2 separate regions of the Homo sapiens genome follow, and region 2 is linked to region 1. A link is an interaction called in ENCODE POLR2A ChIA-PET data of the cell type or tissue named here. Cell type or tissue: PC-9. All regions are shown on one strand. Each heading gives the region's core, and the rest is flanking DNA. Links, peaks and the distances in the headings are about the cores only. Region 1 has its middle 28 kb from the start of TEX44. Region 2 has its middle 26 kb from the start of TEX44.

The links. ChIA-PET counts read pairs that join two places held together with the same protein. Peaks named below come from ENCODE experiments on the same cell type or tissue, not always from the same donor. Only the 100,000 strongest peaks of a DNase experiment are listed, where the experiment ranks them.
Region 2: POLR2A ChIA-PET joins it to region 1 with 5 read pairs; 4 of 35 experiments call an interaction of 5 or more read pairs at or near these places.

What each region holds. Positions count from the first base shown.
Region 1 is chr2:231,618,673-231,623,056 of GRCh38, reverse strand. No RefSeq gene overlaps it. Among named protein-coding and RNA genes, the nearest start is that of TEX44, 28 kb to the right of the region's middle. RefSeq lists silencers at 1,645-1,939, 1,833-2,033. In PC-9, for the core only: no CTCF peak of the experiment used is centred there; DNase peaks (open chromatin) are centred at 1,256 and 1,926; H3K4me3 peaks cover 1,111 bases; H3K27ac peaks cover 2,197 bases.
Region 2 is chr2:231,564,898-231,569,281 of GRCh38, reverse strand. No RefSeq gene overlaps it. Among named protein-coding and RNA genes, the nearest start is that of TEX44, 26 kb to the left of the region's middle. In PC-9, for the core only: no CTCF peak of the experiment used is centred there; no DNase peak of the experiment used is centred there.

The DNA.
Region 1 (4,384 bases), core at 141-4,140:
TTTTTTTTGGAGACATTGTCTCACTCTATTGCCCAGTTGTGAGATCTCTGCTCACTGCAACCTCCGCCTCCCGGGTGTAAGTGATTCCCTGCTTCAGCCTCCCAAGTAGCTGAGACTACAAGCGCCCACCACCATGCCAGGCTAATTTTTGTATTTTTAGTAGAGATGGGGTTTTGCCATGTTGGCCAGGCTGCTCTCGAACTCCTGGCCTCAAGGGATCCGCCTGCCTCAGTCTCCCAAAGTGCTGGGATACCCAGCCCCTACAGTATTAGTCCCACATTTTAGCTGTGGACTGCCTGGGGCCGAGCTGTTTAGTTGCGGAAGAGCTGGAGCCTGGAGAGGCAGAGGCCCCAGAGCAGCAGCATCCTGGGCCTGGAGCTGGGGCTGGGCAGAGGCAGGGCACTGAGGACAAGCAGAGAGAGTGGAGCAGGCAGTCCTTCCGGATGCTTGGGTTAGGTCCGAGAGGGGAGCCAAGGTATCCCAGGTACCTGGCCAAGAGGTCAGGCCAAAATTAGAGTCACCAGATCTCAAGGATCAAACAGAAAAATGAGTATAAAGAGAGGACACCAAGCCTGGCACAGTGGCTCACACCTGTAATCGCAATGCTTTGGGAGACAAAGGTGAGAGGATAGCTTGATGCCAGGGGTCCCAGAGCAGTCTGGGCAACAAAGCAAGATGCCATCTCTACAAAAGAAAAAATTTTAAAAAATGAGAGGACACCGGCCGGGCGCGGTGACTTATGCCTGTAATCCCAGCACTGGGAGGTCAGGAGTTTGAGACCAGCCTGACCAACATGGTGAAACTCCGTCTCTACTAAAAATACAAAAATTAACTGGGCATGGTGGTGGGCACCTGTAATCCCAGCTACTCAGGAAGCTGAGGCAGGAGAATTGCTTGAACCCGGGAGGCAGAGGCTGCAGTGAGCCGAGATCACGCCACTGCACTCCAGCCTGGGCGACAGTGCGAGACTCTGTCTCAACAACAACAACAACAAAAAAAAAAAAAAAAAAGAGAGAGAGAGAGAGGACACCAAAAATGGTGCAGGTTTAAGGAGGACAGAGGGAAGAGGAGAGCTGATATGATACAAGGGGCATGCTTCACGGAATATTTTAAATTTTAGATTATGGGATCCAGGGGCAGTGTTTTGAGCCCATTTCTGAGACCATTTCTCCTGCAGCTTAGATTATAATGGGGCATCAGCTCTGCCTAAGAGGCAACGAGGACAGACCAGACAATGATGAAACAGAAACAGAAACAGGTTCCCCAGCTCTGGGGAGAAGGCTCATTCCCGCCCCCCTCATCCCCCGCACCCACCGCCGCTGCAATCTGCATCTCCGGTAAACAAGTCCCAGGGAATGTAGTAAAACTCCCGTGGTTTCCAGGAACCTTGTCACACTGCAAAAAAAAAAACCCACAAAAAACAAAAAAACAAACTCTTGGAGGCCCGCATCAGTGTCTGGGGGTGGGGCGGGGGTTCTCCTTGGAGGACTTTGGAGAGACTTGGAAATTCTGAGCACAGATAATGGAGGCTCCAGGTGCTTGGGTCACAGCCAGGAAAATCATCCAAGACGCAGCACGATGCGGGAATGGCGCGCAGCCCTGCGGAAGGCGGCCAGGCCCCACAGATCGGGGACAGGGGTAGCTGTCACCCCTCCCCTGGGGACCCGGATGCTGGGGAAAGGAGACTCTCCAGGAAACTGAACACAAGGTGGCCTACATTTGCCTGGGAAGGCCAGGAAGTCGGGGTAGGGGTGGGAGGATGGAGTGGGCTGTCCCCATGGCTACCCTCCAGGGCGGATCTGTGCACTCCAGGGCCCTCGGACACTCCCCACCTCCTGACGGTACAGGCAGCACCCTTGGAGGTCTTCTCAGGTGAGGCTGCCGCTAGTGACAAAGGACTAGTGACAAAGGACTTGTGTGGCCCCTCCTGTAAATGCCTGGGGCTATGTGCTGAGCAACAAAGCTAATAGGGCCACACCTTGGTCGCCTTCCGTCTTAACTTGTTGCTAAATTCCTTCAGTTTTCAGATCAATTAGACGCATAAATTTCTGATGACTGCCACGGGATGTTCCGCATCTCCATCCATACTGCGGAGATGCCGCTATGAGGAACAACGAGTAACCTTCAAAGGCGGCTGACCCTACTGATTAATTACAGTGAGCCCCCACAGCCTCATATCAATAACAGGGAAACGAAGTCAGTTTCTGCTGACTTTTGCTCTCGACAGGTTGAATGTTGAGTTCACGTGGACACCACAGAATCATGATATCCTACAGATTCAGCTACTTGGGGACATATTTTAAGCTAGCACTTTCTCCAAAGCCTCTCAGGAAGGCAGCAACTGCTTGTGAGCTAGCAGAGAAAGGTCTGCACAGCCTCAATCATTCATTTCACAAATGCTGAGACTCGAGGCTGCTGTGTGTCACGCTAGCTCCAAGGTTGCAAAGAGAGGACAGGCCCTATATGGAGGAAAGGATGGGGCCATGACCACGGTGCCACAGGCTGTAGGCCCCCAAGGACAGCCCTGTGCTGCATTTGTGACTGTGTCTCTTGCACCTAACAGGAGGCCCAGCATTTAGCAGATGCTCAATAAAAACAGTGACAAATGAATAATACAATGTTATGTCTTTGATAACAGTGATCTGGGAGTTCAGGGAGAAAGCAGGTAATTCTGCTTGGGAATTAAAGGCTTTGAAGAAGGAATGACAGGTCCCAGCTGGTCTTTGGAATGTAGGAGGCAATGGGCAGAGAAGGAAGGGCAGTCCAGGAGGAGGGCAACAAGCAGGAGGGTGTGATGTGGCAGGAGGTCAGACCCAAAGGAATCAGCATGAGGAGGACTCTTGAATTGCAGGTGGTCCAGCCCCTACAGACTCAATGCTCTGTTCACGGATTGTACATAGATACTGTCCACATGATAAATTCCTCTTAGAATCAGGAGCCAGTTTCCCTCTTTATTTTTTATTTTTGTAGACATGGAGGTCTCATGATGTTGCCCAGGCTGGTGTCAAACTCCTGGCCTCAAGCAATCCTCCCACCTTGGCCTCCCAAAGTGTTGGGATTACAGGCGAGAGCCACTATGGCTGTCTGGGTTCAATCTTTGAAAACATTTTCTTTTTTCAAATAGTAAAAGTATGCTGTGGTTTCTTTTTCACCTTGACTGTTGGGAGGCTCCTGAAGTGCTGGCTTCCTTATGTTTTTTGGTATCGTCTAACAGCCCCACAGAGGACTTTTTACCTAATAGGCTCTATATTGGTTCTCTGTTGCTACATAAGAATGTCACCACAAAGGTAGAGGGTTAAAACAATACGCACTTAGCTTGGTGCGGGTGCACACACCTATAGTCCCAGAGACTTAGGAGGTTGAAGCAGGAGGAACACTTGAGTCCAGGAATTCACAGCCAGACTGGGCAACATAGTAAGACCCCATCTCTACAAAAATGAAACAAACTAACAAAAACACATATTTATTATCTCACAAATTTCTTTTTTCTTTTCTGTCTTTCTTTCTTTTTTTTCTTTTTTGAGACAGAGTCTCGCTCTGTCGCCCAGGCTGGAGTGCAGGGAGGTGATCTCGGCTCACTGCAAGCTCCACCTCCCGGGTTCACACCGTTCTCCTGCCTCAGCCTCCCGAGTAGCTGGGACTACAGGCACCCGCCACCACGCCCGGCTAATTTTTTGTATTTTTAGTAGAGATGGGGTTTCACTGTGTTAGCCAGGATGGTCTCAATCTCCTGACCTCGTGATCCACCCACCTCGGCCTCCCAAAGTGCTGGGATTACAGGCGTGAGCCAACTCGCCTGGCCTTTTTTTTTTTTTTTTTTTGGAGACAGAGTCTTGCTCTGTCGCCCAGGTTGGAGTGCTGTGGCGAGATCTTGGCTCACTGCAACCTCTGCCTTCCAGGTTCCAGGTTCAAGCGATCCTCCTGCCTCAGCCTCCTGAGTAGCTGGGATTATAGGCGTGTGCCACCACACCTGGCTAATTTTTGTATTTTTAGTAGAGACGGGGTTTTACCATGTTGGTCAGGCACGTCTCGAACTCCTGACCTTGTGATCCACCTGCCTCAGCCTCCCCAAGTGCTGGGATTACAGGTGTGAGCCACCATGCCCGGCCTCACAATTTTCTTTTTCTTTTCTTTTCTTTTTTTTTTTTTTTTTTTTTTTTGAGACGGAGTCTCTCTGTCACCCAGGCTGGAGTGCAATGGTGCCATCTCGGCTCACTGCAACCTCCCCCTCCCGGGTTCAAGTGATTCTCCCACCTCAGCCTCCCAAGTAGGTGGGATTACAGGTACCTGCCATCATGCCCAGCTAATTTTTGTATTTTTGTAGAGATGAGGTTTCACCATGTTGGCCAGGCTGGTCTTGAACTCCTGACCTCAGGTGATCCGC
Region 2 (4,384 bases), core at 166-4,165, 54 kb after region 1:
CTCTGCAGGGAGCCAGCTCTCCTCCCCTGGGGCACCCAAGGGCTCTGCCTCCAGGCCGGCACCTGCAGATGGTCCATGGCTCTCAGGGCACACCTCACGGCTGCTTCCTCCAATCCTCCCTGCACCTGCCCTCACCAGGGCCCTGGTCCCCACAATGCAGAGCAGGTGGAGAGAGGGGTTCTTCCACCTTAGCCAGCTTTCCTTGGGGCTGCTAGCTAAGGGAGAGTTACTCTGAGCCTCAGCGCTAAACCTGTGGTTTTTAGCCTCTTTGAGTCAGGAGGGAATGATTTGGGGAAGCCCCCTCCACGGAAAAATGTGCTAGCATGGACTCTCTGAGCTCACCTCTAAGAACTGGATGATCTGTGTTTATTTGCATTGCAGGAACCTGCAGAACCCTGGAGCCCACCCTCTGTGTGGCTTGTAGGCAAACAGGGCTATGGACAGGTGTGGGGAGGATGGAGTGGGGTGCCAGCCAGGCGGAGCAGCACCAAGACAGACAGAGGTGGGACCCTGGGGGGAAGCTGCAGGAACACACTCCCTAAATCCTGGAAGGCTAACTCTGGAAGGAGGAGCAGGAGGTCTTACTTCCTCCTGGAGGCCCTGGGAGTAGTGAAGGGTTCTGGGCAGGAGAGCAGCATGCAGGAAGGGGGCTGTGGGAGGAAGTCTCCAGGAGGGCCCTGTGGGAGCCTGCCTACCGTGCTGCCACCAGGTGAGCATTGCTTTTTTGCAAATGTTTCCCAGAAAGACAGGCCTTGTCTTCCAGGACAAAACAGGAAGGGCAGGGTCAGGAAGTCAAGTCACATTTAGAAGGAATAGAGCAATAGGCCCCACCTGGTGCAAACCGAAAGGTGTTGGTGGGGGCTGGTCAGCAGAGTTTAGGAAATGAGGACTTGGCAGCCAGCACTGTTAGGCGGAGAGGGTGTTCTCCCCAGCAAGTCCCCTGGAGGGGATGGACCCTCAGCTTGCAGACACCAGCCTGGGGGCGGGGCCCTCACCCCCAGCGCTGTGTCCACACTCAGCGGCTACCTTGGTTGTTCTTTAGCTTCTGCAGTGGATTGAACTGTGCCCCTCAATAGACATGTGTGCCTGGACCCTGTGAATGTGACCTTATTTGGAATAGGGGTCTTTGCAGATGTAATAAGTTAAGGATCTTGAGATGACATCATCTTGGATTTAGGGTGGGCCCTAAACCCAATGACTGGACTCCTGATGAGAGAAAGGGGATTGAGAATGAGATCCAGGCTGGGCACGGTGGCTTGCGCCTGTAATCCCAGCACTTTGGGAGGGTGAGGCGGGTGGATCACTTGAGTCCAGGAGTTCAAGATCAGCCTGGGCAACAAAGTGAGACCCCGTTCCTACAAAAAATTAAAAAATTAGCTGGGTATGGTAGTGAGCGCCGTGCTTGTAGTCCCAGCTACTCTGGAGGCTGAGGCAGGAGAATGGCGCGAACCCGGGAGGTGGAGCTTGCAGTGAGCCGAGATCACGCCACTGCACTCCAGCCTGGGCAACAGAGCGAGACTCCATCTCAAAAAAAAAAAAAAAAAAGAGAGAAAAGATCTAATGTTCAAATACATTTGAGAAACACTGTGTGAAACTAGAAATTTCTTTGCTGAGGAACTTCTCTGAGCCTTTAAGAGGCTAAAGAGCTTTGTGAATCACCAGGGGAGTGGGGGAAGGCCAGTACTGCACACAGCTTTTCCCAGACTTATTTAACCCGGGAACCCTTATGTATTATTCAGCTTGGGCTACCATAACAAAAACCACAGACAGGGTGGCTTAAACAACACAAATTTATATTCTCACAGTTCTGGAAGCTGGAAGTCCAAGATCAAGGTGCCAGCAGGGTTGGTTCTGGTGAGGCCTCTCCTGGCTTGCAGACGACTTCCTTCTCCCTGTGGCCTCACATGTGGCCTTTTTTTCTGAGCACGTGCACTCCTGATGTCTCTTCTTATGAGGACACCAGTCCTACTGAATTAAGGTCTCACCCTTATGACTTCATTTAACCTTAATTACCTCCTTAAAGGTCCTATCTCTAAATACAGTCGCATTGAGGGTTAAGGCTTCAATATATAAATTTGGAGGTGGGGACAAATTGTAGCCCATAGCATCTTACTTCATGGGACTGGTGTCCCCAGATACATCTGGGAAAATGCACATTTAATCACCTTGAACTCTATCCCAGGAGTATGGGATTACTGTTAGTTGGCAAGTGCCTGCCATCCATTCCTGCCTATTTGTAAGGATATCCTTGGTGGTAGAAACAGAGGAGACAGCATGTGGAAGACATACTTTTATCATCTATTTTTTTTGAGACAGGGTCTTGCTCTGTTGCCCAGGCTGGAATGCAGTGGCACCATCTTGTCTCACTGCAAACTCCACCTCCCAGGCTCAAGTGATCCTCCCCCCTCAGCCTCCCAAGTAGCTGGGACTACAGTCATGAGCCACAGTACCTGGCTAATTTTTAAATTTTTCTGTAGAGATCAGGTCTCACTATGTTGCCCAGGCTGGTCTCAGACTCCAAGCTCAAGTGATCCTCCCGTCTTGGCCTCCCAACTTGCTGGGATTATAAGGGTGAGCTGCAGCAACCCGGCCAGATACTTTTTTATAGTCCACGACATTTTGCAGCTCCTTTTTCAAAAGATAGAGTCTATTTTCTCCACTACCTGAATCAGGGCTTGGCCTTATGAGTTGCTTTTGTCAAGGGGACAGTAAGGAGCATGACACAAGCAGAGGCATAGAAAGCATTTGTGTTCATCCCTGAGAGGTCTGAGAATAAAAATAATAGGAAAAGCATTTGTGTGCTGGGGCTTGGCCTCTCTTTCTTCTTTTGGAGCCCAGCTGCCGTGTGAAGTCTGGTCTGCTTGATGAGGAGATTAACCTGGCTCTGGTTGCCCCCACCATCCCAGCCAAATGCAGACATGTGAGTGAGGCCATCTGGGACCCAGACCAACCAGCTGCAGCCCACCTGCCAGCTATGGCCACATAGTGAACCAGGTGAGACCAGCAGAAAAACTGAGGAGGAGGTAGGAGTTGACTCTGGAAGCAGGGCTCAAACACCTGACCAAATTGAGGACTAGCTAAAACAGGTTGGGGGCAGAAGCAGCTTTCCATAAGACCCTCCCACCAGCGTGCCCATGTTAGTTTACCATTGCCATGGCAACATCTGGAATTTACCATCCCTTTCCATGGCAACAAGCCAACAACCCAGAAGTTACCACCCTCATCCTAGAAATTTCTGCATAAACTTTGTTTGTTTGTTTGTTTTGAGATGCAATCTTGCTCTGTCGCCAGGCTGGAGTGCAGTGGTGTAATCTTGGCTCATTGCAACCTCTGCCTCCTGGGTTCAAGTGATTCTCCCACCTCAGCCTCCCAAGTAGCTAGGACTACAGGCGCACACCACCATGCCCAGCTAATTTTTGTATTTTTAGTAGAGATGGGGTTTCACCATGTTGGACAGGATGATGTTGATCTCTTGACCTCGTGATCTGCCCACCTCGGCCTCCCAAAGTGCTGGGATTACAGGCGTGAGCCACCATGCCCAGCCAACTGTTTTTTAATTTGCATGTAATTAAAAGTGGGTATAAATATGAGTGCAGAACAGCCTCTGAGCTGTTATTCTGGGCACCCTGTCTATGGGGCAGCCCCACTCCACTAGGAGCAGTACCTCTGCTGCTGCTGTGCACGGCTGTGTCAATAGAAGTTGCTGTTTAACACCACTGGCTTACCTTTGAATTGTTTCCTGGGCAAAGCCAAGAACCCTCTCAGGCTAAGCCCCAGTTTTTTTTTTTTTTTTTTTTTTTTTGAGACAGAGTCTTGCTCTGTCACCCAGGCTGGAGTGCAGTGGCGCCATCTTGGCTCACTGCAAGCTCTGCCTCCTGGGTTTACGCCATTCTCCTGCCTCAGCCTCCCAAGTAGCTGGGACTACAGGTGCCTGCCACCATGCCTGGCTAATTTTTTGTATTTTTAGTAGAGATGGGGTTTCACCGTGTTAGACAGGATGGTCTCGATCTCCTGACCTCGTGATCCGCCCGCCTCGGCCTCCCAAAGTGCTGGGATCACAGGCATGAGCCACCATGCCTGGCCCTAAGCCCCAATTTTGGGGCTTGCCTATCCTGCATCAGAAACACTCAGCTGAGCCCAACCCAAATATAATAATAATAATAACAATAATAATAATAATAGTAGTTGCTTTTTTTTTGAGACAGAGTCTCACTCTATCACCCAGGCTGGAGTGCAGTGGTACAACCTCAGCTCACTGCAACCTCTGCTTCCTGGGTTCAAGCGATTCTCCTGCCTCAGCCTCCCCAGTAGCTTGGATTACAGGCACCCACCACCACACTTGTCTAATTGTCTAATTTTTGTATTTTTAGTGGAGACAGTTTTC